Linked DNA regions of Homo sapiens: all the other regions are linked to region 3. Evidence: chromatin loops called from intact Hi-C (ENCODE). Cell type or tissue: PC-9. All regions are shown on one strand. Links, peaks and the distances in the headings refer to the core of each region. The heading gives the core; the rest is flanking DNA.

Region 1 (5,240 bases), core at 821-4,820, 200 kb before region 3:
CATGACATGCAATTTACCCATGTAACAAACCTGCACATGTACCCCTTGAATCTAAAATAAAAATTGGAAAGGAAAAAAAAAAAGAAAAACTTGTTCTTAATGTTTTCATGTAACAATTATCTCAGCAAATTCCAAAATACTTTATTTACTTTTGTGTAGTAATGCTTTTATTCAAAGCAGGAATTTTGTTGCTTACACTTCTGAATGGGTATATACAATGTCTTTTATTCCTTCTTGGTGATTTTTACAGCTGATTTTTTTCCCATTCAAATTAATTGGGTTCCAGCAAGAAATTCATAATTGTAACAAAAAGATCTTGAAATATTTTATTTAGTTTGGTAATTACTGTGTCATTTGCAACATAAAAATGATATATAATATTCTTTTCACTTAAAAAAACTGTGGAAAGTCAAAGAACTATCCAACTATACTTGGCTTTGGCTAGAGCATAAAATGTAAAAAAAAATCCTTAAGATAGTATTAAAAAACAATTTGATACAGATGTTTTAATGCGAGAAGCAAGATAACAGCAATAGTTTTCATCTAGAATAAACACAATTGGGTTGCCTACTATATGTATATAAATATATATGATTTAAAGTTTATTTTGTTTTTCTCCTTGATTTGTTTTGATTTTGTCTTCAAGTGCACAGAATGGAGAAAACTTAATGGATGTCTCATAATACAACCTCACCATTGTTTTATGTATGGCCTGCTTTTATCTACTCATCCATCATGATTAATATAATCATTCATAAACTCATCATCAAAAATAAAAGCTAAATTCTTTTTTTTTTTTTTTTTTTTTTTTTAGACAGAGTCTCATTCTGTCACCCAGGCTGGAGTGCAGTGGTGTGATCTTGGCTCACTGCAACTTCTGCCTTCCAGGTTTAAGCGGTTCTCTGCCTCAGCCTTCTGAGTAGCTGGAACTACAGGTGTGCACCACCACGCCTGGCTAATTTTTTGTGTTTTCTTTTTAGCAGAGATGGGGGTTTCACCATGTTGGCCAGGCTGGTTTCAAACTCCTGACCTCAAGTGATCTGCCTGTCTCAGCCTCCAAAAGTGTTAGGATTACAGGTGTGAGCCACCACACCTGGCCAAAGACAGGAGCTAAATTCTTGATAATAACTTACATCAAGTTATATGGTTTCCTTCTTCTGTACCACCCCATTCCTAGCTTTCTCTTCCCTGGGAAGCATCACCCTCTTCCCTTGCTTTCTCTTGCTTTTCTTTTAATATAATTTATCGCATCTGTATCTATTCCTAAATAAGATATCCTACTGTGTGTGTAATCTTTTGAGAATTATGTTTAACTTAATAACATACTGCTAAGATTCATCTATATTGTTGTGTATTGCTATTGTTAATTTATGAGATTTTCGAATAGGACTTTGTTGTATGAATATGTCATTTTTTTCCATCTTGTTGATGGGCATTTGGGTTATTTCTAGGTTTTGCTTTTGTGTACAGTGCTGCTACAGACATTCTTGAGCATGTTTCTTAGAGTACTGGCACAAGGATTTCTATTGGGTATACCCCTGGGAGTGAAAGAGGGCATGTGAATGTTTAACTCCTTGAGATGAGAAAAATTATTTTCCAAAGTGATTGAGCCAATTTAATCTACTTCCAGCAAGACATAGAAGATTCTGTGGCTCCATATTCTTGAAAATGCCAATTATTGTCAGACTCAGTATTATTTTTTTGCCAAATGAACGAGTTTAAAATGATATCACATTGATTAATTCTCTGATTAATAATAATGTTGAACAGCTCCTTACATGTTTATTGACTATATGTATTTTTTTGTGTGTGAAATGTCTCCTTAGGTCTTTTGCTTCTTTTTCTATTAGGTATTTTAATAGTTTTTCTTTTTGTAAAATAAGACTCATTCAATTTACAAATGTCAATAATTTTAGAAAAAGATCAGCAAAAAGCAAAAGACTCTGTTGTGAACCAACTTTCATCATGTTAGTCATGCAAAACTTTTAGGTTCTTTCTTTTTTGTCTTGATAACAATAGCCACAAAAGATTTTTGAAGTAGCAATGGTTAGCTTCTTCTCCACAACCTTGCTACCAGATTAAAATGAATACATGTCTCAGACTGAAGTCTGTTATATAGTCAAATACATATTCAACAAATATTCACTAGCTAGCAGGTATAAAACTATTCACAAATTTGATCTGCAGGCTCCATGAAATCTCAGTCATCTGCTCTTTCAGGTGTCAGAGTACAGGTTGGCTTATTTCTATGTCATCTAGTCAGTCTCATTTGATTGAAACAATGGTTGGATATAGAATGTATCAGAGATTAGTTTCCATTCCTAAGGAGACATGTTACTCAGTTCCCTTGTACACACAAGAGTGAACAGATCTTTAACAACTCTAGACAATCCACATTCCTTGAATACCTGTAATTGCACAAATAGGAGAGAATTTCTAGCATGCATCAAGCAAATAAATAGTCATTAGTATCACATAATTAATTGGACTAATTTGACATCTTATGCATCAGCAAAATGTCTATTGTCAATCAAGATACAGACAGCAGAAGGGCTTAACAGCAGCCACTCTGAAGAGAGGCCCTTTCTAGTATAATACTAGCTCATACCTCGGTACTGCATTCTTGAAAGAATGTTGCTGAGTATCTCTAGAATCAAAGCTTAAGTGAATCAGCACTTACATACTATTACAATAATGATGCTGAAGTATTTTTTAGGAAAACAACAGTCACTGTGACAGATTCTCACAGTTCTACTTCTTTCCAGTAGACATAACTACCGTTAGTTTAATATATACTTCTCTAATAAATGTCTTATTTTTTTGCACAAAACAAATTTAGTTTAATGATTTATAAAACAAACACCTGTATAAAAAACAAACCCTAGTATATAAAAAACAAGCACCAGTATAGATCAACATTAAAGCTGAGAAACAGGACATTGCTTACACCTTCCTGAATGACTCCACCTAATTTATCCCTTTTCCTTCCCCCTCTAGGTAAGTATCCTAACAAGGACAGTAAGATGTTCATGTTCTTGTTTTCCACTGTAGTTTTACACCTATTTATGTATTCTTAAACAATATAGTTTTAGTTTACTTTAAGTTTTAATGGTCTAAAAAGGAAGCATTTTTAAAAAGTGATTTGTGAGAGGAGTTTAAATGGGTTATTTTCTTCTATCCCATCAAAGTAACCCTACAAGTTAGCTTAGCTGTATATGCCTTCATAAATCAGAAATGGTTCCATTTCTCAAGTTTGCAATGTCCCATTATGCCATCCATTACCCAAGGAAGGAATTCTGTATTTACTGGCTGTTAATAAGTGACTTTATTTTTATTTTTTATTTTTTCAACAAATCAATTAATGCAGATTATTAGCACTTTTATATAGGAATTCTCACCTCCCAATACAGAGGCTACTCAGAATGTGTTTGCTCACCCACTCAGCAAGCTCCCCAGTCTTTGACAATCATGTTGGGTCTCTAGACGTTGTTGTGTCGTCTTCTAAATCCAAGGCCTCTTATGCTAAGTTAGTGCTATTTTCTTGATGAATGTTGCTGGCAATTTAGTTTGTAGAAGGCAATTTTTGATTCCCAGTAGAGAGGAAATACTTTTAGGTGAAAAAGGAGTGCCTGTCCTCAATGAGGGCCTCTGGTGCTCAGTACCAGGGGCCACCAAAGATGTGTGAGCTGGTTATTGTCTTGTGTCATGGGAACATGTTTTGTGCCAGCCCCACCTCGCCTGTTCTAATTCATCTGCAAATAATATAGTTAGAAATGGAGGCAGAAGTAAGGCTATAGCCTTCTTCTAATATAGCTCCATTTCTGTGTCAGTTTTTGACTTTTCAGTATGTAACTTTGCTTTCATTTATCCCAATGACCCTTACATTCTTTGCTTTCATTTATACCAATGACCCTTACATTCTTAAAACACCTGGAGGTGTTTTAAGATCCTTATAGTTAAGGGTTAAGAGCAAATTCTCATAGGCCTGAGGATAGGTTAACCTCACCCTCCTTCCACTCCAACACACATACCTTTTTCCTTTAGTCGGGACTGTGGACACAACAATAATTGGTTTCTACCCTAGCTGGACAGCCAAGGGATTGCAGAGATTGTGTTGGACTTGACTTCTCCATTAATAAGAATGCTTATTGAGTGCTTACTAAGTATCAAGGGGGTGTTAATTGCTTCACATACAACATCTTATCTAATTCTCGTGGTAACTCCGGAAGGCAGATATTAAAATATCATCAGTGCATTTTACAGATGGGAAACTAACCCAGAGAGGTTAGGTAATTTCCCCAAAATTACATATTTAGTGGCGGACCCAGAATCTAGGTTTGCCTCAAAGATGTGTACTCTTAATAACCACAAAACTATATTTTCATGTTCCTTGAAGTGGCAGAAATACAGCTCTAAGAAGCTAGTTGTTCCTTTCGGTGGCTCAGAAAATGGGTAATGGTTCCAATGTGAAAATGTAGAAATGTCCTTTCTGGTTTGGAGTCCATTATGATGAACAAAGATGTAGTTGAGTTCTTTTCTCTCATTTTGGATAGTTCACCACATGTTTTGTTTAGGTACCATAGAACCCTTAGACCAATATTTTGGATTCATAGAGCAAATGCGTTGGCTATGTTAGTCGCTGGCTTGATGTAAGTCACTTACAAGTTCCTGGAATATCATCTAGTTTTATGTTCAAAATATGTACAAAATATCCCTCCCATGTGCTAAATATATTACTAAAAAAACCCACCAGGCAAAACCCCCTCAACCCCTCACCCCTAATATTAGTAATTTCAAGTTGTGTCTCTATTCAAAACTCTCAAGGTCTAATGGTGTGAAGGAAAGAATGTGGATCAAATAGTCCTCAGTTTGAATCCCCACTCTGCCTTTTACTGACTCTGTAATCTTGGGCAAGTTTCTTAATCTATCTGGGCCTCAGTTTTGTTTTCTATTAAATGGGAATATATATTAACATTTTCTTTATAGGGTTGTTGTGAGAATTAAATGAGGTCTAGCATAGTGTTTGACAGGCTAAAGATTCTCCTCTAAGCCCTGGTAAGTGTTCAAAAGTGAACTACTCTTTTAAAAAAGTTATTGTGAATTTTGTTAATAGAATTATAGAATCTAAAGGTTGAAAATAACTTTGCAGATCACTGAATGCAGGTTTCCAAACATATCTGTGTATCAACATCAATTGAAGAGCTTTAAAGTACACAAAATTCCAAACTCCAGTGGCTAGA
Region 2 (5,240 bases), core at 850-4,849, 52 kb before region 3:
GTTGTTATACAGAAGAATGATATTCTTTTTTTAAAAGGGTCATAGAGAATACAAGAAGAGGTAGCAGTAGGGCTCTGATAAGCTTAAAGAAGTTATGCTGCTTTTCATTTTATCCTGTTAGTTGATGCTGACCTCTGCTAGGAGACTGAATCACTGGAGTTAGGTTAGGCTTATGTTGTCCAATACGGTAGCCACTAGTCACATGTGGCTACTGGAACACTTGATATGTGGCTAGTCTAAATTGAGATATACTGTAAGTGTGAAATAGTCACTGTATTTTAGTATGAAAATTTAGTGTGAATAAAGACTTAGTATAAAAAGAGTGCAACAAACTGATAATTCTAAAAAATTGACTACATGTTGGAGCAATAATATTTTGAACATATTAGGTTAAGTAAAATATATTATTGAAGTTAATGTCACTTATTTCTTTTTTACCCTTTTTACTAGAAAACTAAAAATTATACACATGGTGGCCGGGCGTGGTGGCTCACGCCTGTAATCCCAGTACTTTGGGAGGCTGAGATGGGCAGATCACAAGGTCAGGAGATGAAGATCATCCTGGCTAACACAGTGAAACCCCGTCTCTACTAAAAATACAAAAAATTAGCCAGACGTGGTGGTGTGTCTGAACTGGTGGGTTCTTGGTCTCACTGACTTCAAGAATGAAGCTGCGGACCCTCGCGGTGAGTGTTACAGCTCTTAAGGTGGCGCATCTGGAGTCTGTCCCTTCTGATGTTCAGATGTGTTCGGAATTTCTTCCTTCTGGTGGGTTTGTGGTCTCGCTGGCTCAGGAGTGAAGCTGCAGACCTTTGCGATGAGTGTTACAACCCTTAAGGTAGCGCGTCTGGAGTTGTTCCTTCCTCCCGGTGGGCTCGTGGTCTTGCTGGGCTCAGGAGTGAAGCTGCAGACCTTCGTAGTGAGTGTTACAGCTCATAAAAGCAGCGTGGACCCAAAAAGTGAGCAGTAGCAAGATTTTATTGCAAAGAGCGAAAGAACAAAGCTTCCACAGTGTGGAAGAGGACCGGAGTGGGTTGCCACTGCTGGCTCTGGCAGCCTGCTTTTATTCTCTTATCTGGCCCCCACCCACATCCTGCTGATTGGTAGAGCCTAGTGGCCTGTTTTGTCAGGGCGCTGATTGGTGCGTTTACAATCCCTGAGCTAGATACAAAGGTTCTCCACCTCCCCATCAGATTAGTTAGATGTAGAGTTTCAACACACAGGTTCTCCAAGGCCCCACCAGAGGGCCCCACCAGAGCAGCTAGATACAGAGTGTCCATTGGTGCATTCACAAACCTTGAGCTAAACACAGGGTGCTGATTGGTGTGTTTACAAACCTTGAGCTAGATACAGAGTGCTGATTGGTGTATTTACAATCCCAGAGCTAGACATAAAGACTCTCCACGTCCCCACCAGACTCAGGAGCCCTGCTGGCTTCACCTAGTGGATCCCGCACCGGGGCTGCAGGTGGAGCTGCCTGCCAGTCCCGCGCCATGCGCTCGCATTCCTCAGCCCTTGGGTAGTCGATGGGACTGGGTGCCGTGGAGCAGGGGGTGGTGCTCGTTGGGGAGGCTTGGGCCGCACAGGAGCCCATGGAGTGGGTGGGAGGCTCAGGCATGGCGGGCTGCAGGTCCCGAGCCCTGCCCCGCGGGAAGGCGGCTAAGGCTCGGTGAGAAATCGAGTGCAGCGTCGGTGGGCTGGCACTGCTGGGGGACTCAGTACACCCTCCGCAGCCACTGGCCCGGGTGCTAAGTCCCTCATTGCCCTGGGCCAGCAGGGCTGGCTGGCTGCTCCGAGTGCGGGGCCCGCCAAGCCGACGCCCACCCGGAACTCCAGCTGGCCTGCAAGCGCCGCAGGCAGCCCTGGTTCCCGCTCGTGCCTCTCCCTCCACACCTCCCTGCAAGCTGAGGGAGTGGGCTCCAGCCTTGGCCAGCCCAGAAAGGGGCTCCCACAGTGCAGCGGCGGGCTGAAGGGCTCCTCAAGTGCCGCCAAAGTGGGAGCCCAGGCAGAGGAGGCGCCGAGAGCCAGCGAGGGCTGTGAGGACTGCCAGCACACTGTCACCTCTCGGTGGCATGTGTCTGCATTCCCAGCTACCTGGGAGGCTGAGGCAGGAGAATCACTTGAACCCGGGAGGCAGAGGTTGCAGTCAGCCAAGATTGAGCCACTGCACTCCAGTCTGGGCAACAAAGCGAGACTCCGTCTCAAAATATACACACACACACACACACACACACACACACACGATTTGCACTTGTGGCCCACATTAGCAAGACTCTGTCTCAAAAAAAACACTATATATAGTATGTGTGTGTATATATATATATATATATATATACACACACACACACACACACGGTTTGCACTTGTGGCCCACATTATATTTTTATTGGATGGTGCTGATTTAGGCACTGCAGAGCTGGGCCTTTTGGGGAAGATTTGTTAGCTGTCTGGGCTTCAGTATGCATGTGTCTCAAAGGCAGGAGATAGAGGTGATGACCTGGACCTGCTTTTTGTAGACTTGGATTTTGTTTTCTTAATTTCTAAACTTGGGTCCTTTCTCCAATAGATAAATTTAAGCCTCGGAAAACTATTTATTATGAACAGCTATTTAGGTTTCCACAACAATAGCCAATTTTCAAATAATCTCTAAGTATAGCTCCTTCCTTATGACAAGTAAATAGGAAAATGTAACTGATATGTTGGGGAACCTACGGGTGGAGAGTACAGGACAGCGGTCAAAGAGTGAGTCAGGGCCAGGGCTAGCATTAGCATCTCTGTGACTCACAGTTGCACTCTAACCACTTGATGATTTTCATCTTGAGAAATACTGAGTGTGATGGCCCTTTCACACCAGGAAATACTGAAAATTGCTGAATCGGTGTTTGTCAAGCTGATAATTTGACTGATAAAAGCTAGGTGGGTGCAGTGAAATGGGTGGGTTCTAGCCTGCAGCATTGTGCTATCTGTGTATGAGCTACCGTAGGGTTACATCACTGGTTTGACTCAAGAAAGAGTATAAGGGGAAGCCACTGATATTACCTGTTTAGTGAAACATGAAGGAAATCCCACTGCAGAAGTGAAAATGTTACTGCCTACTTTTACCAGTAATTTCAAATGTAAACATTTAATTTAAAGAAATACTAACAATAAGCTTATGATAATTTCTACAAGGCTGAAGCCTAGCACAATTGGGTGAAAGAAGAATTTACATAGATTCACTGGCATGTCAAAAGGTATTTGTGCAGGTGTGTTGTCACCTGACCAAGGTGTCCATACCTGTGCTGTAGGTATATTTAAGATTTTGAAGATTATATTTGAAAAATATTTAGCTTTGTCCTCATAATCGTTTATACATGATTTTCTTGTGGTGATGACCACAAGGTTTTACCGTTGTGTGTCAACATCTGTGTCTCCACAGATGTTGACTCTGAACTTCTCAAGGTAAGGGACTGCATGTTTTTCCTTCAGTTTCTCTGATACTGAGCAGCATCTGCTATGTCGACAGTGGTTAATAAAGGTTTGATGAATTGAGTAGGTCTCCTTCATTAGGTGTATGAGGCAGAAAGAGGAAAAGAGAACTCGTGATGTACAGGAGCTTCTTCTTAAAGGGACTAGTGGGTAGGGAATCTAACTCCATAATCTGTCATTTCCAAATACCTGCCTGTTCTTTGAGCTCAAAAAAGTGGAAAGGAGAAGGCCTTTAAACTTTTGGATATAGAAACCTCAGTGTGGAATTAAGCTTGAGGTAGATGGTTGAGAACTAAAATGTTATGCGTAAGACATTAACAGGATTGACGTGTGACAGGCTGCAGCTAGGAACCAGAGGAAAGGAACCAGAGAGGCGGAAGAGATGTTATGGGGCTGAGTGGGGAACAAACCAGCGAGAAGTTATTCATGGCAGGAAATGGCTAGTACTTTTTCAAACAGTGAGTCTGAGGTTTAATTTTCGGTTTTTGTATTGCTTCTATTATAATCTCAGAAAAAAATCCATTGCCTTCAAAGTGCTTAAATTTCCAGTTGGGAAAGGAGCCTGCGTGTGTGTGTGTGTGTGTGTGTGTGTGTGTGTGCGCGTGCCCATGCCTGTTGTGGGGTAGCAGGTAAGGGTGGAAAACAAAACATGGTTTTTATCCCCCAAATTACTCTTTCTTATTAGGGAAAAGGAATAAAGAATGAAAGTTTTCCTTTGGGTTATATCTAAGAACTGGATAAAGCTCTGGGGATGTCCTAAGGAATAATTTCTTATGTAATTTTTCAAAAAAAGTCAGTTTTTCATTTTAACTGGTCTGCTGATTTTTGGGGGAACAACAGTACAATTTGCAATTTGATGCCTACATATTTATAGGGGAGTCCTGTCCTGTCTATCTCAATGTTGAACCCAAATTCACATTGTCCTCCACGTAAGCTTGCCCTCCACTCAGAGCCACTACCCCACTGACCAGTCACGGAGGACAAAGGTTCTGCTGGTATCACAAACTCTTATCTCCAGAGAATGACCTACTGGATGTTATGGATGTGGACCTAATTGGAATGAACAAAAGCAAATTAGTTGTCATTGAAATAAGAAGTGGTGCCAGACAATATAAAAGTATTCACAGGTTTCAAAAGTTAGGGTGCTTCAAAAATGCCTCACTCTCAGCAAACTATCGCAAGGAAAAAAAAAACCAAACACCGCATGTTCTCACTCATAGGTGGGAATTGAATAATGAGAACACTTGAACACAGGAAGGGGAACATCACACACCGGGGCCTGTTGTGGGGTGGGGGGAGGGGAGAGGGATAGCATTAGGAGATATACCTAATGTAAATGACAAGTTAATGGGTGCAGCACACCAAAATGGCACATGTATACATATGTAACAAACCTGCATGTTGTGCACATGTACCCTAGAACTTAAAGTGTAATAAAAAAAAAAATGCCTCACTCTTGCAGCTGCATGTTTCTTTATAAATCATGGTAGGATTTTTTAAAATTCGTGTTTTCTTATGTGATCTCTTTCCAAAGAAAACTAAGTCATTTCAGACAAAGATAATTATGTTTTATTTTAAATATTATATAATGATGACAATTATATGGGTGTGCTTCTATCTTCACTCTCTTTTATTTAGAATTAGGTTTACCTTAGGAATTACATAAAACTCAACTAGCAGTGGCTTACATAAATAGGAATTTATTTGTGTTATAAACACAGACACACACACACACACACACACACACACACACACACACAATCTGGGGGTAG
Region 3 (5,240 bases), core at 558-4,557:
AGAGAGAGATCATGTAGGGCCAACGATTTTAGATTTATGTATATATATATTTTTTCAAAAGTTAATTATGAAGGAGGAAGGACCATAAAATATTTAAAGTTCAAATTTCTCTAGTTCCTACTTTCTTAGGGGATTAGTTTTAGGGAGAACTTTTTTTTTTTTTTTTTTTTTTTGAGATGGAGTCTAGCCCTGTTGCCCAGGCTGGAGTGCAATGGCGCCATCTCACTGCAAACTCTGCCTCACAGGTTCAAATGATTCTCCTGCCTCAGCCTCCTGAGTAGCTGGGCTTACAGGCGCCCACCACCATGCCCAGCTAATTTTTGTATTTTTAGTAGAGACGGGGTTTCATCATGTTGGCCAGGCTGGTCTCGAACTCCTGATCTCGTGATCTGCCTGCCTCAGCCTCCCAAAGTGCTGGGATTACAGGTGTGAACCACCGCACCTGGCTGAGAAGTTGTTTTAATCTATGTCATTTTGTAATCTGTACAAATTTATTTTAAAGTGATTTAAGTTATATATTGGTAAAAATTAAATAGTTGAATGAAACAGGTTTCCCTAAGATGACCCAGTAACAGAAAAATTTGTTTCCTGCTTGGAGTGCAAACAGAAAGGACTTAGTTTATGTCTCCTTTAACCATGCCCCCATGCCCTTGATAAAAGAGCTGCTTCTACCTCAGCTGAATGGGAAGTCATTTTGATTGAGTCTGGAAGGGGAATCGTTGGTGGTGGGACTGTCTTCTGAGTGGGGAACAACTGCCCAGGTCTGATGAGGCTCCCTGGGCCATCTGGAGAGTTGAAGTGTGTAGCATTATGTGGAACGGGACGTAAAATTCTCCAGAGGAAACCAGAGCAGCAGCTTCAGCATCACTGGACACTTGTTGGAAATGCCAGTTCCCAGGTCTGGAGGTGATGAGTGTTGGCAGTACAGAGACGAATGAATGAGGGGCCTCTGTCCATTCCACTAGAAAAAGAGGTTCTTGACCCTGGCAGCACCTTATAATCCACAGGGAACTTAAAACAAAACAAAATGAACAACCGATGCCACGGCTTCTGTACCAGAGATTCCAATTTAATTAATCTGGGGATAAACCAAGAACATCAGTATTTTTAACTCTCCTAAAGTGTTTCTAATGAGCAGAATCAGTGTAATAGAACAGATTTCTTAACTTCCACACTATTGACACTTTGGACTGGAGAGTCTTTTGTTGTAGCAAGCAGTCCTGTGCATTATAGGATGTTTAGCAGCATCTTGGCCTTTACTTACAGAACCCCTGACCCCATCTGTAAAAATCAAAAATGTCTTCGAATATTGCCAAATGTCTGCTAGGGGGCAAAATTGCCTCACTTGAAAACCATTGCTCTATAGCAATAATTCTCAAAGGTTAGTGCAACATTGCCCAGTAGAAACATAATGCTAACCATTACAAGCATATGTAATTAAAAAATTTTTAGTAGCCACATTAAAATAAGCAAAATGAAACAGGTGAAACTAATCTTAATAATATAATTTAATTCCTATATCCAAGATAGTATTTCCACATGCACTTAATATAAAAAATATTAATAAGGGATTTTTATATTCTTTTTTCAAGTCCTTGAAATCTAGCATATAATTTATCCTAACAGCATATTTCAATTCAAACTAGCCACATTTTGAGTGCTCAATTGCCACATGTGGCTCATGACTAGTATTGGATGAATGGGGTTTAGCAGGCGTCATAATCACCTTGAGAGTTTGTTAAAATATAGAGTGTTGGCATCCTTGCCGCCCTGTCCCCCTCTCCAGCTTTTGATTCGGTAGGTCTGGGGTGAGGCTTGAGAATTTGCATTTCTAAGAAGTTTCCCAGTAACACTGTAGCTGCTGGTCTGGTGACCACACTTAGAGAACTACAACCACAGATGTAGAGAAACCCTAGAGGCTTGTTATTAAAAAATGTGGTTTGTGGAGCAGCAACAGCAGCAGCAGCTGGGAGCCTGTAAAAAATGCATAGTCCCAGACTCTCCCCAAGACATATCAAATCTGCATTTAGTACTGGAATCTATGTTTCTTTTTTTTTTTTAAAACAGGATCCCCAAGTGATCACATTAAAATTAGAACATAAGACCACCTTGAGTAAAACTTTCCCTGTTAGTGTCTATCTTAGTGTTTTCTTCTTAGGACTTTTCTCAGTTCTTCTCTATTTTTCCCATGAGAATCAAGAATGTAGAATCTTGGTTGCTTTTTTAATTTTTCTGCTAACCATTCTCTATCAAGGGTCTAGTACAGTGCATTCACATAAAAGGCACTTACATAACTATGGAATTAGTGATACTATAAAAGAAGAGAAGGCTGGGACAATGGTTAGATACCTTCTTTGGCTTTAAAGATTTGAATAAAAATGTGTTTCTAGATGAGTTGAATACTGGAGTTCAGGAGCTGATTTTGCAGCTCCTGCAGGCTGGAAGTTTGAATGGTCCTTTCCTTGAGCTTCACCTGTACCCAGGGGGTATGGGTGACTCACTTGGCAAAAATTGCCTTGTGTGGTGCTTGTTCTCAGCCTGCTTGCCAGATTCCTCTTCCTGGCAAGGTAGGGCCCCATTCTTTTTCCTTTTGAGGAGTGGAAATAGTCTGGTGTTTGTGGATCACCAGCATCCAGGAAGTGCTCCTGGGATAGCCCTACTTCAGAACTGTGAGTGATGTTTAAAGTGTTGGTGACCACACAGGTTTCTTCACACTTCTGCAGCCAGCTGGCATTCCAAACTCATCATGCTCAAATTGACTCAGTCCTAAATAACCAAACACTGTGAGAGGGTGGAAATTTGGTTTCCAAAGGGAGTTACTGAAGTTACAAATCCTGACTAAAGTATATATTTTTCACATATAAAAATAGTCTCTGGGCTCTTGGATCAGTTTTATTTTTTTTCTTATGCTTTTAATCATAGAAAATAGTCTCCCCATACTTCTTTTGGGAAACATAGTACGTTTTTTTTTTCTCCTCCGTTGATATTTAGTGCTAAGAGTGAATTTACCAAAGGGTTTGTGAATTCTGTCTGTATATCTTAATGTGCACCCACAACTTTGTAGACAGATGGAAAGATGAAGTAATTCAGAGGTTCAAAAGAAAAAAAAAAGCAGAAATGAGCAACATTTCATAATCTTCTTTGCAACTGGCTTCATTGACCTTTTTCTTACTTAGCTTCCTTCCCTTCACGGCAAGCTTTTGAAAAAATTGGGGACAATGTAATAGTGAAGTGACTATTCTATGTTTTACAGGAAGATTTAAATGAGAAACAATTGCATTGACCAAATTAATGAGCTAGATTGTAGTAGGGCAAAGGTTGCCTGGGGTGTATGCAGGGGGAGGGCAGGAGGGATTCAGCTGAATGAAGTGACAGCCCTCTTTGTTAACTTCAGACCTGGAGGTGTGCTACAGTGTTTTGTCATTGAAGGGTGTATCATCTTAAGGGCATGTAATTTGCTATTAGTTCTCAATTTCAAGCTATTTCCCTCTTAAATCTGAAAAAGTACCAATCTGAGGAGATTATGCCAGGTATATACTGAGTGAATGCTTCACAAGTGAGGCTCATCCAACATTATGGTGAACATTACTATTTAGTCTCTATAAAATTATATCAGAAAGTGAGAAGTATAGATGAGATTTGCTCCAATTCACTCAATGAATCTGGCAGGTTGGAAATAGGCTATTACACTAGACTTCCTGATGGTTTAGTGGGAATTCCTTTGCTTATGAAGCATCCATTATTGCCTGAGGCATTACTAGTGATTAGAAGGGAAATATTTCTGCTCCAATGCCTTTTGCTTCAGCAACCATAGTTTAGCCACGCAAGGGGGAATCACCTTTGCTCTGGTTTCTTGTCTTAGTGTGAAAAGTCCCTGAGCAGCAGCCTACCTCTCCCTTCTCCTCATATTTAATCAGTGAACACTGATGGGGTAGCTTCAAGAGTAGGTACTGTACTAAAGCAAAGGCTGGTGGTTATGTTGGCAAAATAGAAAATGAAAATAAAGGAAACCCTATACAGTAAGTCCTCACTTAATGTTGTTGATAGGTTCTTGGAAACTGTGACTTGAAACAAAACAACATAGAATGAAACCAATGTTTTATTCTTATCAAGGATGTTGAAAGAAATGATATTATTCAAAGACCTGTTGTATGTCATTTCACTTTAAGTCACAGTTTCCAAGAACCTATCGACAGCATTAAGTGGACTTACTGTATATCATAAAGTGGAAAGTTTGGCACAGTAGTTACAAAGGGCAAGAGACGAGAAATATGAGGCTAAATTAAACAAGGGCTAAAATTTTAGATGTTATTTAGCAGAAAAGTTATGGTAAGGGAAATATTATTTGGGATTGTGCTTCTTCTATACATTACCTCATTCATCTCTATGGTAACCCTAAAGACACATTGCACAGGCATTCTTCCCAATGAATGCATGAGGAATCTGAGGCATGAGACATTTAGTTACATAACTGACTCTCCAGCTCATTTAAGGCTGGAGATAAAGTGAGAGCCAGAACTTTGGTTCTGAATTTTCTTTGAAAGATTTTCTGGGATCTCTTCTAGCTGTGTGATTGTTATGTGTAGTTTTAAGCATTTATGAGCATCTTACCACCATTCCCAAGAAAATGATCTATGAAGAAAATTGTCTTAATCAGCTCAGGCTGCTACAACAAAATACCATAGACTAAACAAAATACTATGCAATTTGAAGGCTGGGAAGTCTAAGATCAGAGCACTGGTAGATCTGGTATCTGGTGAGTGCACTCTTCCTAGTTTGCAGACAGCTGTTTTTTTGTTATATCTTAACATGGCAGAGAGAGATGATCTCTTGTTTGCCTCTTATTATAGAGGCACTAATCTCATTCATGGTGGAGGATGAATGAGATTAGGGGATGGTTCCACCATCATGACCTAGTAAGTTCCCAAAAGTCCAACCTCCCAATACCATCACATTGGGGATATAGGCTTTAATATGAATTTTGGGAGGACACAAATATTCAGTCCATAGCAGTTGTGATGTACAATATCTCTTCATATCATTTTAAAAAAGGAACAATGGATAGGCTTTTAAATTTGTGTCTTAGCTGTCTTTCATCTAAAATTACCAGTTCTCAAGTACTCTGCAATTTAACTGCTTTCAGAATTTCACTGCCTATCTATTGATGGCATTTTAACTTTCTGGAGCCTGGCAGCCACAGTCACTTAATTAAAAACATATTTGTTTTATTAATAAAGTAG
Region 4 (5,240 bases), core at 799-4,798, 170 kb before region 3:
AGATAAGAAAACTGAGGCTTATAAAGTTCAAGCAATTTTCCTAAAGGTGTGCCTCTGGTCAGCTCGGTGAACTACCTGTTATTTCTACCACCTGGCATTGCTGATATCAGTCCTGAGTCACATGAAGCATCCAGCTTGGTGTCATGCAGTCAGGGACTTTTGATGATATAACTGATGATGAGAATGGTAGCTGTGAACAGAAAGTACTACTTCCACTACAAAGTTTATTTGAACTTCAGTTTTACATTTTGTTTTATGTCCTCTTATTACATATGGACTACAAGTCTGGAAAGCTTCCTTGATCTGCCAGATTGCCATATGTATGCTCTAAAGCAGTTTTGAATGAATTTGCAATATATGTGTACTTAATAGGGACCAATGCTTAACACAGAAGTATGACCTCTTGCCCCCTATTTTGAAAGAGACACTGTGTCCAAAAGATGATTTGACAGAGGTGAGGGGGTGTATGTATTGTCCCTGAGCTCTTTGATCTTGGGATTGGAGCAGCGTTCTGACCTTTTTATTCCAGAGGTCTTATACTTTTCCCAACACAATCTTTGTGGGATGTGAAGTAGATTGCAGAAACTGTTTAGCCAGCGTTTGGTAAAAGTGAGAGCTGGATAGGGCTGATAGGCAATTAATAGAAGAAAATGATATTTGGGGTTCTCTGTGGAACCTTTAGACCTGCTCCTTCACAGTTTTGCATTTCTCAACAGAGAATAAAGTTGTTTTCCTGTCTTTGTCCTCTTGCTTTCCCACTCATCTTTGTCAAATCCTAGCTGAGGACAATGAATAGTGGCATTTGTTTCTTTCTATTGACATTAAAGGTGGTGCCTCTCTATGCAGGAAAGGACCTGTTAGTATGCAGATAAATCCATGGGGGCACTCAAGTGCCAAAGCCTGTAATCATATTTTTTCATCAGCTTCAATTGTAGTTTGCAAGACTGAAAGTATGAAAATGAAAGCTTATAGCCGCACATACATTTGTGGACAAGGCACTTTAACTGCAGGGAGGCAATAGTCTTAGGATTGCTTTGGAACTCACGTCTTTTGGCATTATCTGGCTTTCTGGCCTCATGGCTCATTAGTCCTGGGGTGTGTGTGTGTGTGTTTGTGTGTATGTGTGTGTTACAGAAACAGAGAAAGACAGGAAGAGACTAAGAGAGGAATACAAAATGGGGAGAGGTATTTAGTTACCACCATTTAGTTGTATACTAGGATCGCTATTACATGCTTGGATTTGGAAGGGGCCACACGTACCTGTGGTAGACTCTGTTGGTTGCTTATGTTCCATTCCAATGCACTCAGCCCCTGGATATAAGTCACTTTTGGTGTAAAGCAATTACGACAATCTTGTTGCTCCTTGACAGTGACTTACCTGGGATGGCTATGTGATCCTGTTCTGGAAAAGAAAATGTGAGGAATATGCTGGGGAAGTCCTACTGTTGTGTGAAGACAGGTTCTTTGGAGCATTGTTGTTAGCCATCTTTTTTGTTTTTTGAGATAGAGTCTCACTCTTGTGGCCCAGGCTGGAGTGCAGCGGCGTGATCTTGGCTCACTGCAACCTCCGCCTCCTGGATTCGAGTGATTCTCCTGTCTCAGCCTCCCAAGTAGCTGAAATTACAGGCATGTGCCACCATGCCTGGCTAATTTTTTTTGTATTTTTTTGTAGAGACAGGGTTTCACCATGTTGGCCAGGCTGGTCTCGAACTCCTGACCTCAGGTGATCGGCCCACCTTGGCCTCCCAAAGTGCTGGAATTACAGGTGTGAGCCACCACACCTGGCCATTGTTAGCTATCTTTAACCTTGAGGGAAAACACTGAATACATACCAAAGCTGATTGAGTAGAAAATTTGAAGGACCTTGTGTTTTGATGACATAATTGAACCGTTGACTCAATCCGGGGCTGGCTTTTCTCTGGTCTCTTTGTTAGGTAATGTCCATGTGACTTAAGCCTATCAGTCAAGTTTTCTGTTACTTGCAAAAAACTATTCCTAATTGATACAATATCATAACAAGAATTATATATTATAATTTGCTTTTTAAATTTCACACTACAGAGCTCTTACACTATAATTAATAGGACAATTTAGTCACACAGAAAATGACATAAGCTAATAACACGAAATCAACAGAGAAGACACTTAAATATTATAAATAACTAAATAAGACATTAATTTAGCAAATATATAATGCATAAATGTGCCTTATTAGTTTGATGCCAATTATCTTTATAAAATTATCCAAGCTTAATTATCATCCTTCTATATCATATTAATATCAGTATCTGTATCAAATTTTGACACATTGGTATTTGCAAGTGAGTTGATGTTGTTGATGCCTCCATAAAGCAAGAACATATTTCAATACATTTAAAACAACATAGCACTGGTGCAGGTCACATATGAGGGTGAATTCTGGAAAAGTAGGCTCTAAAATAACAGATTACCTACAGTGTTCAAGATATCTGTGGCCAAAGTGTTGATGACCTAGGGTGTTTGTCCTTTCTCTGCCCTACTTTGCTCTCTGGTGAACAGCAAGAGAATATCCAGAGGCGCTGGAATAATTACCAGGAGGAAAAAATGTGGTAGGTTTGAACATGCTATTAACTAGAACACTGGTATCTCGGTATTTGAACCCCCACTCTATGTATATTTTCTCAAGCACTGCTTGCACATTACGCAGGAATGCCTGGCATTGGCACAGTAAATAGAACGTCTAGCTCCTTGATGCTCAAGTGTTGAGTCAACAGTTGTTCTTAGGCCAGCACATTTTCATCCTGAATGAAAGCAACCTAAAGTCTTTAAGAGATTATTAGGGAAAGAATATTAGTTTCTCAGTGGATTCAAAGCCAGCTGTGGAGGCCTTTAGTACAGTTTACGCTTCTTCAGTTCCCCTTTCTTCCACCTTTGGCATGCCTACAATTGGATGAAGTGCTTTTCCTGAAATAGCAATCACTCTTAAATCCATTAGCTGGAAACTGAAATGTTTCCCTAATTGTTTAAAGTCTCATTGTGAAAAGGAAGTTACTATTGATTGGAATATGAGAGGAAACAATCCCAAGTTTGTGATTCTTTTCCTTTCTATAAACATAGTCAGATAAGACTGACACACTCAGTGTCATCAGATTTACTTCTCAGAAGTTCCCCATTCATTACTAGAAGTTTCTTGTCTGTGTTTCTTTGTGCCCGTATTAGTCAGGGTTCTCTAAAGGGACAGAACAATAGGATATATGTATACATGAAAGGGAGTTTATTAGGAGAATTGACTCACCTAAGGTAAAGTCCCACAATAGGCCGTCTGCAAGGTGAGGAGTGGGGAAACCAGTCCGAGTCCCAGAACCTCAAAAGAAGGGAAGCTGACAGTGCAGCTTTCAGTCTGTGGCCCAAGGTCTGAGAGCCCCTGTCAAATCACTGGTGTAAGTCCAAGAGTCCAAAAGCTGAAGAACCTGGAGGCTGATATCCAAGGACAGGAAGCATTCAGCATGGGAGAAAGATGAGGGCCGGAAGACTCAGCAAGTCTGCTCTTTCCAACTTCTTCTGCCTCCTTTATTCTAGCAGAACTGGCAGCTGATTAGATGGTACCCACCCAGATTGAGGGTGGGTCTGCCTCTCCCAGTCCACTGACACAAAAGTTAATCTCCTTTGGCCACACTTTCACAGGCACACCCAGGAACAATACTTTGCATCCTTTCAATTCAATCAAATTGATGTTCAACAGTAACCATCACAGTGCACAATCATTTCGTGTGTGTGGGTGGGGGGGTGGGTGAGTGTGCGTGTGTTTGGGTTTGTCAATACTTTCTCTCCCTTAGTTTTATTCTTGGGCCTCTCTTATGTGATTTGGATCTTTGTTTTACTTTCAAAATTTTTATTGAGTTTTAATAATTTTTATCACATCTTCAAGCCATCACTCTGTCTTTTAAAAGTTAGTTGGCTCAGATGCAGAAAATTGAAACTGGATCACTTCCTTATACAAAAATTAACTCAAGATGGATTAAAAACTTAAATGTAAGACCCAAGACTATAAAAACCCTAGAAGAAAATCTAGGAAGTACCATTCAGGACATAAGCACGGGTAAATATTTCATGATGAAAAACACCAAAAGCAATTGCAATAAAAGCAAAATTGATAAATGGGATCTAATTAAACTAAAGTTCTGTAGAGCAAAAGAAACTATCATCAGAATGACTAGACAACTTACAGAATGGGAAAAAATTTTTGCAATCTATCCCATTGACAAAGGTCTAATATCCAGAGTCTATAAGGAACTTAAACAAATTTACAAGAAAAAAACAAGCAACCCCATTAAAAAGTGGGCAAATGATATGAACAGACAGTTCTCAAAAGGAGACATTCATGTGGCCAACAAACACATGAAAAAACCTCAACATCACTGATTATTAGAGAAAAGCAAATCAAAACCACAATGAGGTATCATCTCATGCCAGTCAGAAAAAAAAAAAAGTCCAGAAACAGCAGATGCTGGTGAGGTTGCAGAGAAAGAGTAACTCTTTTACACTGCTGGTGGGAGTGTAAATTTGTTCAAGCATTGTGGAAGACAGTGTGGCAATTCCTCAAAGATCTAAAGGCAGAAAACCATTTGACCCAGCAATTCCATTACTTGGTATATACCCAAAGGAACATAAATCATTCTGTTATAAAGAAACATGCACATATATGTTCACTGCAGCACTATTCACAATAGCAAAGACATGGAATCAACCCAAATGCCCATGAATAGCAGACTGGGTAAAGAAAATGTGGTACATATACACCATGGAATACAATGCAGCCATAAAAAGGAATGATATTATGTCCTTTGCCAGGAAATGGATAGAGCTGGGAGCTGTTATCCTCAGCAAACTAACGCAGAAGCAGAAAACCAAACATGTCATGTTCTCCCTTATAAGTAGGAGCTGAACAATGAGAGCACATAGGCACATGTAGGGGAGCAACACACACTGGGGCCCGTCAGGGGTGGGAGCGGGGTGGGGGGAGACCATCAGGAAGAATAGCTAAGGGATGCTGGGCTTAATACCTAGGTGGTGGATTGATCTGTGCAGCAAACTACCATGGCCTATGTTTACCTATGTTAACAAACCTGAACTTAAAATAAATGTTGGATAAAAAAAAAAAAAAGAAAAAAAGTTAGTTGGTTGAACCCTACTGCTGGAATATGGCACTTCTTTTCCTCTCTTCTCCAACAGCCATTTCAGCTACTCTCAAGCACTAACTT
Region 5 (5,240 bases), core at 703-4,702, 350 kb before region 3:
TATTAGTCATCAAGAAATTTCAAATTAAAACCACAATGAGATACTATTACCTAGTTACTAGAATGCTAACATTGAAAAGATTGACAGTATCAAGTGTTGGCAAAGATATGGAGCAAGTTAAACTTTTATACATTGCTCATGAAAATGTAAAATAGCTTTACCTCTTTGGCAAACTGTCTGGTTGTTTCACTTTTTTATTTTATTTTATTTTATTTTATTTTATTTTATTTTATATTTTATTTTATTTTATTTTATTTTATTGTATTTTATTGTATTTTATTTTATTGTATTTTATTGTATTGTATTGTATTGTATTGTATTGTATTGTATTGTATTGTATTGTATTGTATTGTATTTTATTTTATATTTTATTTTATTTTATTTTTGAGATGGAGTCTTGCTCTGTTGCCCAGGCTGGACTGCAGTGGCATGATCTCAGCTCACTGCAACCTCCACCTCCCGGGTTCAAGCAATTCTCCTGCCTCAGCACTCCCGACTAGCTGGGATTACAGGCGCGCACCACTCTATGCCTGGCTAATTTTTGAATTTTTAGTAGAGACAGGGTTTCACCGTCTTGGCCAGCCTGATCTCAAACTCCTGACCTCAGGTTATCTGCCTGCCTTGGCCTCCCAAAGTGCTGGGATTACAGGCATGAGCCACTGTGCCTGGCCTGTTTCACATAAAGTTAAATATATACTTTATTGTACAATCTCACAGTTTTATTCCTAGATACTAATTCAGAAGAAATGAAAACATTATATCCACACAAAGACTGTTCCAACAATGTCTCTAGCAGCTTTATTAATAGTGTCCATGAACTGGGACAACCTAAATGTTCATCAGCAGGTGAATGAATGAATAAATTGTGGTATATCCATACAATAGTATTCTCTTGAGCAGTAAAAAGAAATGATTGACATCTCAGAAACATGCTAAGGGAAAGAAGTCAGGAAGAGTACATACCGTCTGATTCCAATTTTATAAATCTGTCTAAAGACAAATTAATCCATAGTGACAGAAAAAATCAGTAGTTGTCTGGGGTCAGCAGTTGGGGTAGATTTCCCGAGAAAGGGGCACAGAAAACTTTTTGGATTGACAAAAATGTTCTTTATTGTGATGGTTGTGGTTGTATTTACATGAGTATATACATTTCTCAAAACTCATCAGAAAGTATGCTTCAAGTGGGTACGTTTTTTGATATATAAATCACACACCAGTAAATTTGATTAAAAAAACAAAGTTTTGAGTGCTTGTCAAATGTAAAATAATTCTATATTCGTTTCATATATCTTTATATGTGTTCATGATGTCTTTGTGTTCTGAATTTGCTGTTATATTGCAAGTTAATTGACAGATAATTTAGATTTCAGTAAAATTTTGAATCTGGATATTATGTATTTTCGGGTCTTGGTTATTTTATCACTCTGTCAGCCTTCTTTAGTAACTCTTGTGCATCACCTGTAGGATAGTAGCAGAAGTCCCCAGTCTTTTTTTTTTTTTTGAGGTGGAGCCTCACTCTGTTGCCCAGGCGGCTGGAGTGCAGTAGCACGATCTTGTCTCATTGCAATCTCCACTTTCCAGGTTCAAGTGATTCTTGTCCCTCAGCCTCCTGAGGAGCTGGGGCTACAGGTGTGCGCCACCATGCCTGGCTGATTTTTTGTATTTTTAGTAGAGATGGGGTTTTGCCATGTTGCCCAGGCTGATCTTGAACTCCTGGGCTCAGGCGATCTTCCTGCCTTGGCCTCCCAAAGTGCTGGGATTACAGGCCTGAGCCACCATGCTCAACCTTGAGTGGCTTTTAAATTCAGAAGTCTTACCTTAGAGTATTCATGATTCTTTTTAACAAAAATCTGGTTTACTCTTCTACCCAACCCCCAAGAAATTTTGGTGCTTAATAGAGATGGTATAGTGAGTATAGTGGTTAAGAGTGTAGATTTTGAAGTCAGATTACCTCCATTCAAATCCCAACTTTATCATTTCTATCTGCATAAACTTTGGGTAGTTATTTTTTGTCAATTTCTACCTCATAGGTCAAATGGTGATACATATCTTATAGAATTTTGGAGGATTAAAGAGCAAAGTCCATGTAAAAGCATGCTACCTAGCACCTAATAAGCACCAAGTGAATGTACTTTAGATATAATATTTTAGGATTTTATATGTTCTTGGTATATTTCCTGTAGTAGTAATATATATTTTTGTAAATTATTTTGTTCAAGTGGCTTTTTCTAGAATTATTACAAACTAGGTTATACCTTCTCAAGAGTCACGGTGTTAGTCCCAACTTTGACATCTTGGCTTTTAAAGTTTCAGCCACTAGATGGTGATATTTGACTGTCTAGCTAACTGGTCTGATTTTTCTGTTAGAATCAGTTGTATGTGTATGAAGCAGGAATATAAATTAGAATTTACCATGCATTTTGTTCTTGTCTAGGAAAGTATACCTACTAATGTAAATTTGAGGGTGATCTTGCTGTGTGACCCACATTCTGCAGATTACTCACATCAGTATATTTAATGACAGTGGTTTTGCCTCATGCTCTGTGGAAAAACATAGATACAGTCAGTGTAGAATGACTTTATTTTCTCACCAGCACATCTTCCAACCTTACTGTATTTGTGCCTATATGATCTGTCATCATTCCATTGTAATTATCAAAGGCCCACCACTCCACTTGTACTCTAGACCCCATCCCCTTGTGCCTTCTCAGGAACGTTGTTCTGAAATTGTCCTCTCATTTTTATATAATCTGTTTCTTCTTTTCTCTCGGTCCTTCTTGCTGGCATGCAAACATACCCTGATAACATCCATTTAAAAAGCTTCTCTCCAAATGCTCTGCCATTTCTCTGCTCCCACTGCACTACAAACTCCATTTCTTGATGAACCATCCAGTCATATTTCTGTCCCCATGAATCCACTGAAACTGCTTTTGTAAAGGTTATCAGTGACCTCCATGTTGTCAAATCCAGTCATCACTTCTCTGTTGTCATTTATTGTGCTTCTCATCATTCAGCACAGGTGACCACAGTCTTCCTAAATACACTGCTCTCTCATCTTCCACACCACCATGCTATCATGCTTGTCCTTGTCTCCATGTCCTCTCCTTTTTAATCTTTGCTTGCTCCTTTCCTTTTGCTCTCCAGATCAACAATCATCTGTGTTTGTGGAGCTGTTGCCAGCTTAACATAGACCTTGTATTTATTCTTCTTTCTTCATGGCTTACTTCTGTTTTTCCCTCACTCTTGATTGCGTGGGATCCTATCCACTCAATAAAGATTTAGCCAGTAAGCTTTGGCCTCAGGCTCTGTTTTCCAGGTAACCCAAATTATCCTGGATTTCTTTCTTTTTTTCACTCATACCAAGTCCAAGTTGAGCCAACTGTACATTTTCAGTGTGTTGTAAATCTTTTTTCCTCTTTCTGTTTTCACTTCTATCCTTATCTAGGGTTATCTCATACCTAAATTACTTTGGTTGTCTCATATCTAGCCTTCCTGTGTACATTTTTGTACCCTTACTGTCTATTCTTCTGGGTCTGACTGATCTTTTAAAAATGTAAATCAATAATTCATGTCTCACTGTTGTATAAAAACTCTGTGGATTCTTCATCACACATACAATTAAATCCACATGCATAACTATGGCTTATTGTATTCTCTGTGATCATGGCTTCGGCCCACCTCCCTGACCTCTGACTTCCTTTCCTCTGGTTTTATTTCCTTTCCACAAAACATGGTTTGGTCCTGCCCCAGGTTCTTCCCTTTGCCTGGAATGGACCTTCTCCAGATTTTCAGTTGTCTGACCACGTTTTGTCACTCAGGTCTCAGCTTGAATGCGTTCCTAGGAAGACCTTTCTTGACCGCCCATTCCGAATAGCCACTTGGTCACTCCCTATCACATTCCTCCATTTGTCTTTTATCACGGCACTTATATTTTAACTGTTTGTTATCTTTCTTTCCCTGTCCCCTTCTAACATGCATACACTTTAGAAAGTAAGATCTGGAAGAATAGTAGGGACCTTTTATATCTTGTTGGGTGCTGCATCCTTAGTACTTATTACTAGAATTCTACCTGTCCCAGGGTAGGTGCCCAGTAAATATTTATAAAGTGAATAAGCTGTTAACTATATAGCTCATTAAATTTAAAGCCACAGTAAATTAGAAGTCTAATTGGGAGTAAAGTAGCTAAACACATTGACATTTCTATTTGGTAAATGAGTGTGCTATCTAACTTATTTAGCTTGATCACCAGCTGTTCTTTACCTCAGTATAGGGCATTATCTCATCCTGCCCTGTTGTAGTCCATGGAACTATTCCCTTTGCTTCCTTCCTTGTGCTACTTCAGTTGCATACTGTTAAGATTGTCCTTAAACTGGCGGAATCAGACTTTGGTCATTTATTAACCACAGTGACTTTAAACCAAGTTTTTATCTTTTAATGCTTCCTATCCAACAGCTGCAGTAGGGCTGTGTCTGTTCAGTCTGTTCCAAACTGAAGTTGAATTAAGAGATATGCTGCAGAAATTATGAGAGACTATTGATTTGTTCAGTGCCAAGTTTCCTGTGATCTAAAAATGGAGGAACTAAGTGGTGCCACCCTTTGTTTGCAGGCCAACAGAAGTAAACCAAAGAGAAATGAGAAGGGGGAAGAATTGAATAAGTTGATGATAGTGAAGTAAATACCCACCATTTCTTGCTTTGTTTAGCATGGAAAACAGCTCACTTGTTCCTTTAAACCTTTATAGGCCTCGTTGGCAACAAAGCACATTTCATTGAGGGATGCCTCTGCTGGCAGCAATGGTTATGCTTTCAAAATAAAAGACAGTGCAGTTGAGAAGAGAGGACATTTTTCTTTTTTCTCAAATCTGTAAGCCTGTGTTTACACGTGTGTGTGTGTATGTCTGTTTGTATGTATATGCACACATGCATACCTGCCTAATAAAAAGAAAAAACTAGTGATGGTCATTGTCACCTTGAACCTCTTAGTTTATTTCGTACTTGGGACAACTTAAGCTTAGGAACATAAGCAGCTTTGTGGGGTTGGGGACGGGATAAGCCATCCTGTTCTCAGCAGTAGTGCTAGTGGTATTTTCAGCAAGACAGCTCTTTATTGTGCAGGCTTGCTCTTTGCCTTGAAGAATGTTAACATCCCTGACCCTCTGCCACTAGTTCCTCCAAGTCACAGTGATGACCACAAATGCCTTCTATGGGGTGATAACTTCCTCTGGTTGAGTTGGGCAGAAA
Region 6 (5,240 bases), core at 545-4,544, 110 kb before region 3:
AGAAAAGTGTTCAAGAGGAAATGTTTGGTGTCAGTTACCTTTCAGTTGATTGGAAGTCTCCATAACTGAAAGTGGAGAATTTTGAGAGATTATGTACCGAGTAAATGAGCTCAAAGATTAGAACGTGGTGTTCAGAGAGGGGGAAGCTGGAGGCTGAGATTCTGAAGTTAGTACAGTTAATGGTGATGACAACAAGGAATAGGAGATTGAACTGGAATGGAAGAAACAACTTTTGGACATGAGAATGTAGAGGAACCAAGACACCAGAGAGTTGATGTCATTAAACGTTTTGCCAGGAGTGGGGGTAGAAAGGAAGTTATAGAACAGGTGACAAAGTCATCAATAAGTGATGAAGAGTGACCAAGTTTTGTAGATGCCAGTAGCAAGTAGAAAGAGTATGATGGCTTAAACTTCAAAGGATCTGGGCTTTTGAGCACAGGGAGAAGAAATGGTTTAGAAGGAGCAATGGGATCTAACTCCAGGCTTTGAGGTACCAAGGGGAAGGAGAAGAAATCTTCCCTCAGTAAGACTGCAAGAGAAGCTGTGCCACTAGTGGGGAGCCAGGTGAAGGGAGTGCTCAAAGATGGGTTGTATTCTTTTTCCGGGGAGGTATAACAAAGTATTACAAACTGGGTGGCTTAAAACAACAGAAATTTATTGTCTTCCAGTTCTGAAGGCCAAAAGTCCAAAGTCAAGATGCCAGCAGGGCTGTGCTTCCCTGAGGTCTGTTCCAGGCCTTTCTCCTAACTTCTGGTAGTTCCTTGGCTTGCCACAGCATAACTCCAATCTTCATTTGGTGTTTTTGTGTGTATGTGTGTGTGTGTCTTTGTCCAAACTTGCCTGTTTGAGAAGGACACTAGTTCTATTGGATCAGAGGGCCATCCTACTGCAGTATGACCTTATCCTAACTAATTACATCTGCAACAGCCCTATTTCTCAATAAGGTCACACTCTAAAGTACTGAGGGTTACGATGTCAACATATGAACGGAGAGAGGGATGCAGTTCAACTCATAACAAGAGTGTTTGCTGATGGCAGACAAGAGGAAACACTGGAGGGGTTTGGGAGGTACAGGATGATTAAGAAAGTGGGTCAGAGTAGGAAATGTACAGAGTACTAGGGATGGAGCTCAGGTTTCTGGTTAATAGACAACAGGGATGTCAGGTCTGGTGGCTTTACATTTGATAGCCAGACAGGGGGATATGGGGACACTAGACAGACATTCTCTCCTGCAGCTCTCAGCAGGATGGTGGCCAAGGGGAAAGTAAAAGAGCCTCAGTGTGCTGGTCTCAGGAACAAAAGGAAATCTGAGGACTTCTTTTCTCTAGTTCTGAGGTGGTGTAGTGGCTTTGGGGAGCATCTGTCTCACTTGGAGCATGAAACTGGGAATGTGTCTCCTTTGAAGGGTTTGTGTTGTGGCAGCTGAGACATGAGATGTGGAGAAGAGCCTTTACCATCTGATGGTTTGGTGTTGTACTTATTCATCAAGCAACCCGTGGAAGCTACAAGTGTCATGTCAGCTACAGAGCAGAGCAAAATGTTTGGTATTACAAGAAACAGTTTTTACCATGTTTCAGCAATAGTGAAACCAAAATTGCAAGGAAGAATGTTATTTTAACAGGGAACAATTTTATTGGGTATGAGTACATGGGATTCTTTGACATATTCGTTACAATATGCTGCTGCTGCTAAGTGAGTTTTTAAAAATCTTTAAGACCAGCATGGAGGGACCTCTGTCTGTCAGAAAAGTCTTCACAAAATTTGTCAAATGGAAGAAGTTTGGTTTGGGTGCCCATCTATTTTTCCCTTCTTTATTCTTGTTCCACTTGCTGACACCCTTTTCCCTCCACTCTCCAGAGACTCCTTACTTGCCTGATATTTTGCTTTTATTCTCCTTCTCCTTCTTCTTTATGTCATTTACTCCCTAGTGTAACAAACATGTTGCTTTCTTCAGCCTATTTGCATTGAAAGAAGATGCTGCCTAGTGCAATTAAGACAGCTTCCTCGTCTGGGGGTGGAGATCCTGACATTGCATCTGCTTTATCATTTTGTACCCATGTGATCCCCTATCTTCAAATATAAATAGGACTAATAACATCTACCCCCACAGTTATGATGATCAATAAACGAAAAGGGGCTAAGGAAATCAGTGGCTGGCATTTTGTGTCTTTAAATTATTTCTTTCTCTGTGCCATAAGTTATTCAGTTTTGGAACCGGAATTCTTGTTAAACCAGAGGGAACAAATTTCATAACAATTGATAATGACGGACCAGGGGATAAGTGAGGTGGTGGGAACATTTTTCAGTACATATCAATCACATCAAGGCCAAAAGCTCAGATTTAAAATTCGGCATTGGTTTGTAAGCCAGAATACATTACTATTATGCCACAGGAAAAAAAATCTCAAATGTCCACTGATTCTTTTTTTTTTTTTTTTTTTTTGAGACAGAGTCTTGCTCTGTCACCCAGGCTGGAGTGCAGTGGCACGATCTTGGCTTACTGCAACCTCCGCTTCCTGGGCTCAAGTGATTCTCCAGCCTCAGCCTCCTGAGTATCTGGGACTACAGGCATGCACTACCATGCCCGGCTAAATATTTTTTTGTATTTTTAGTAGAGATGGGGTTTCACCATATTGGCCAGACTGGTGTGAGCCTCTGCGCCAGGCCAAATGTCTGCTGATTCTGACCGCTTCCAAGCTATGTGACCTCTCCTTTAGCAGGTCCAAATTATTCAAGTTTCTACTATATTCAGGTCTTCGAGTGTGGCTGAACTATTAGTAAAGGTAATTCAGGAATATACAGCAATTTCTTTTCATCCGTAAGAGCCAAAGGAATTCAGTTGGAATGTGAGCTTCAGTATAAGACAGGAAATGGAAAGTCAGATTCTTAGTGAATTTTAATCCAAGGTAATTAGTCATTCTCTCATCTAGGCCTGCACTCAAATCTCCTGAATGATGTAGACTTGTGATTGTTCCTATGGCAGCAATCTCAAACTTTACTGTACTTAAGAGTCTCTAGGGAACCCTCTAAAGAGGCCCTTCTCTCAGAGATTCTAAATGACTAGGTGTTAGGTAAGGCCCAGCCCCTGTATTTCTGCAGAGCTCTTATGGTGACTCTGGTCAGAGGATCCATAGATGACACTTTGAGAAACACTAACCAATTGATATAAACTTGTCATTGGAAAAATGCAGTTGCTTTAAGTCAGGGATCAATTTCTTTCCCCTGTCCTTTGTTTTCGACTTTCCGTATTTAACACTGTGTGATGCGCATGGAAGGGAGCTTAATATATTTTAGCGGGCAAAATAACTACAGGGAATTTATCTGTAAAATATTGAATTATCACGTCAAGGAAAGGGTTAGCTGAAGTTATTTCTAATATTGACCTTTATTAGAAGATGTTGACTACCTTTTTTCCATTTTATTTCCCTCAGCTTCTTGAATCACAATTATCCATTTTCTTTGTAATAGAATGGTCAGTAAAGGAAATTAAGTGCATCACTCCTATAGCTGTACTTTCCACGAAATTCAATTTTGCTGACCCAACTTCTTCTCTTTAATTTCAGATCTCTTGGAGGCATGAAATCAAGAATTAGGTTTATAAGCCTAGAAAATTTATCACATGCCACCTAGTATGTTCCTTGCCTTTAGCAAGATGGCATCTAAGTCAATCTATTGCAATTGTACTTCTGAGGTGACCAGAGGTACCTGTGCCTCTGCTGTGGGGGGGGTCCCCACCTGCACCCATGTTCCCTTGCTTTTGCATCCTAGATTATAAAGGTAATTTCTCTAGGTGTTTGCTACTGATTTGTGAAGGATTGTTAAGGCAAAAAGAGGCAGCAGGTTTTCTAACTAATGTTGGGAAATTTTGACATGCTTAGCAGACACAGTCCTCAGGAATAATAAAATAATCTTTGGGAGAAAGAAACATGAATGCTTGTTCTTTAAGTAGAAAAACTGAGACCCAAAGTATGGATTAGAAGCTGCACGAGTAATGCTCTCTTTACCTGCGCAGTGCTGTTACACTGCCACAGGCAATGTTCTGTAACCCCTATGCTACCACCAAATCAAACCAACGGCAGTAATAAAGGATTCAAATAGCAAGGGTTAATGATATTCAGATATAATCTTCAACTTTCATATTAACAAAGACCTTCTTTAAACTGTCTTGCTTAATTTAAATTCTTTCATATTACCTTCTCAAAGAGGTGTTAATAGGAACAATGGGCACAAAAGGGCAAGAATGCAGTCAAGACAAAGGCCAAGAGCCCAGCTAACTAACCTGAATGAACATCTGCAAAATTTGGTTGCAGCAGTTTTATGTTAGGATGTAATGATCATTCACTCTCTCCGTCAGGCCAGTGCAGGCCCCTCATAGGGTGTCCTGTATGTGGTGGGTGTTCAATAAGTGCTTATAACCCATTCATCTCCATTCAGTTAGATGAGAATCATTTGACTTGGATTTTTCCAGTTCTGTGATTAGAATCACAGGATTTTCGGTGTGTTTGTAAGGGATGAAAAGAGTTCGTTTGGATTAGAAATGATACAAAGACCATACATTTCTTGTCGTTGAGCTTAAGCATACAAAAAAAAAAAAGGAAAAATGATCATACTTGCATTGGGGAGTAGAGTGAGATCTTGAGCCATGGCTGGGTGATGCTGAGCAGCTTATAGCATCTCACAGGAATGACTTCTATTGCGGTGGGACTCTTTCTCCACTGGGGCCCTCCAGAAATTGGGGACAGTCTCTTTTGAGATGCAGGAGCGAGTGAGTCCTGGTATTTCTGGTTGATGTGGGAATTGAATTTGTCACTGTGTAGGTGGGTTTGGGGCAGGCAAGCTAATGCCTGGAATTTGCTTGAGTGGAACAAATAACACAGCACCATGTCTCAGCAGTCCCATCGCTCGTGGGCTACTTAGTGGCCAAACTCATGTTCAGAATCAATCAGTCAGCTTTGTTTGTCCACTCTGGGCTGACTGCCTCACAGACTTGCAGAAAATGTTGCACTGACAGAAAGTAAAATCACCCCAAGAGTTTCATTCATGTCTTGTTTGCATCTTAATGATAAATATTTATTATTCTGGTGAAAAGAATTTTCCTTGTGTGTCATATTCCATCTTCTGGGAAGAAAATATTAAGAAAAGAGGGCATTCATCATTCTAGAGTTTATTGGCTCTTACTGTTTATTTATTCTTGAAAGGAAAACAATCCCCACATCAGGAAGTGGTGATGTGACAGAGCC

What was found. A loop is a pair of places that touch in the nucleus more often than their neighbours do. Peaks named below come from ENCODE experiments on the same cell type or tissue, not always from the same donor. Only the 100,000 strongest peaks of a DNase experiment are listed, where the experiment ranks them.
Region 1: a loop joins it to region 3, with 4 times the contacts of the local background. A loop is called at or near these places in 6 of 110 quality-filtered maps.
Region 2: it touches region 3 in a loop (7-fold over the local background); 9 of 110 quality-filtered maps call a loop at or near these places.
Region 4: it touches region 3 in a loop (6-fold over the local background); 5 of 110 quality-filtered maps call a loop at or near these places.
Region 5: it touches region 3 in a loop (9-fold over the local background); 3 of 110 quality-filtered maps call a loop at or near these places.
Region 6: a loop joins it to region 3, with 2.4 times the contacts of the local background. A loop is called at or near these places in 7 of 110 quality-filtered maps.

What each region holds. Positions count from the first base shown.
Region 1 is chr5:40,584,828-40,590,067 of GRCh38, reverse strand. No RefSeq gene overlaps it. Among named protein-coding and RNA genes, the nearest start is that of PTGER4, 92 kb to the left of the region's middle. In PC-9, for the core only: no CTCF peak of the experiment used is centred there; a DNase peak (open chromatin) is centred at 2,377; H3K27ac peaks cover 1,526 bases.
Region 2 is chr5:40,435,305-40,440,544 of GRCh38, reverse strand. No RefSeq gene overlaps it. Among named protein-coding and RNA genes, the nearest start is that of LINC00604, 200 kb to the right of the region's middle. In PC-9, for the core only: no CTCF peak of the experiment used is centred there; a DNase peak (open chromatin) is centred at 2,844; H3K27ac peaks cover 1,561 bases.
Region 3 is chr5:40,383,109-40,388,348 of GRCh38, reverse strand. No RefSeq gene overlaps it. Among named protein-coding and RNA genes, the nearest start is that of LINC00604, 150 kb to the right of the region's middle. In PC-9, for the core only: no CTCF peak of the experiment used is centred there; DNase peaks (open chromatin) are centred at 2,618, 3,758 and 4,418; H3K4me3 peaks cover 1,480 bases; H3K27ac peaks cover 3,036 bases.
Region 4 is chr5:40,549,850-40,555,089 of GRCh38, reverse strand. No RefSeq gene overlaps it. Among named protein-coding and RNA genes, the nearest start is that of PTGER4, 130 kb to the left of the region's middle. In PC-9, for the core only: no CTCF peak of the experiment used is centred there; DNase peaks (open chromatin) are centred at 2,699 and 3,199; H3K4me3 peaks cover 1,149 bases; H3K27ac peaks cover 2,545 bases.
Region 5 is chr5:40,733,561-40,738,800 of GRCh38, reverse strand. All of the region lies in intron 2 of TTC33 (tetratricopeptide repeat domain 33), which reads left to right. It also overlaps a transcript of PTGER4 not described here. Among named protein-coding and RNA genes, the nearest start is that of TTC33, 20 kb to the left of the region's middle. In PC-9, for the core only: CTCF peaks have their summits at 2,106 and 2,311 (motif pointing right); a DNase peak (open chromatin) is centred at 2,310.
Region 6 is chr5:40,495,499-40,500,738 of GRCh38, reverse strand. No RefSeq gene overlaps it. Among named protein-coding and RNA genes, the nearest start is that of PTGER4, 180 kb to the left of the region's middle. RefSeq lists an enhancer at 3,948-4,489. In PC-9, for the core only: no CTCF peak of the experiment used is centred there; a DNase peak (open chromatin) is centred at 2,948.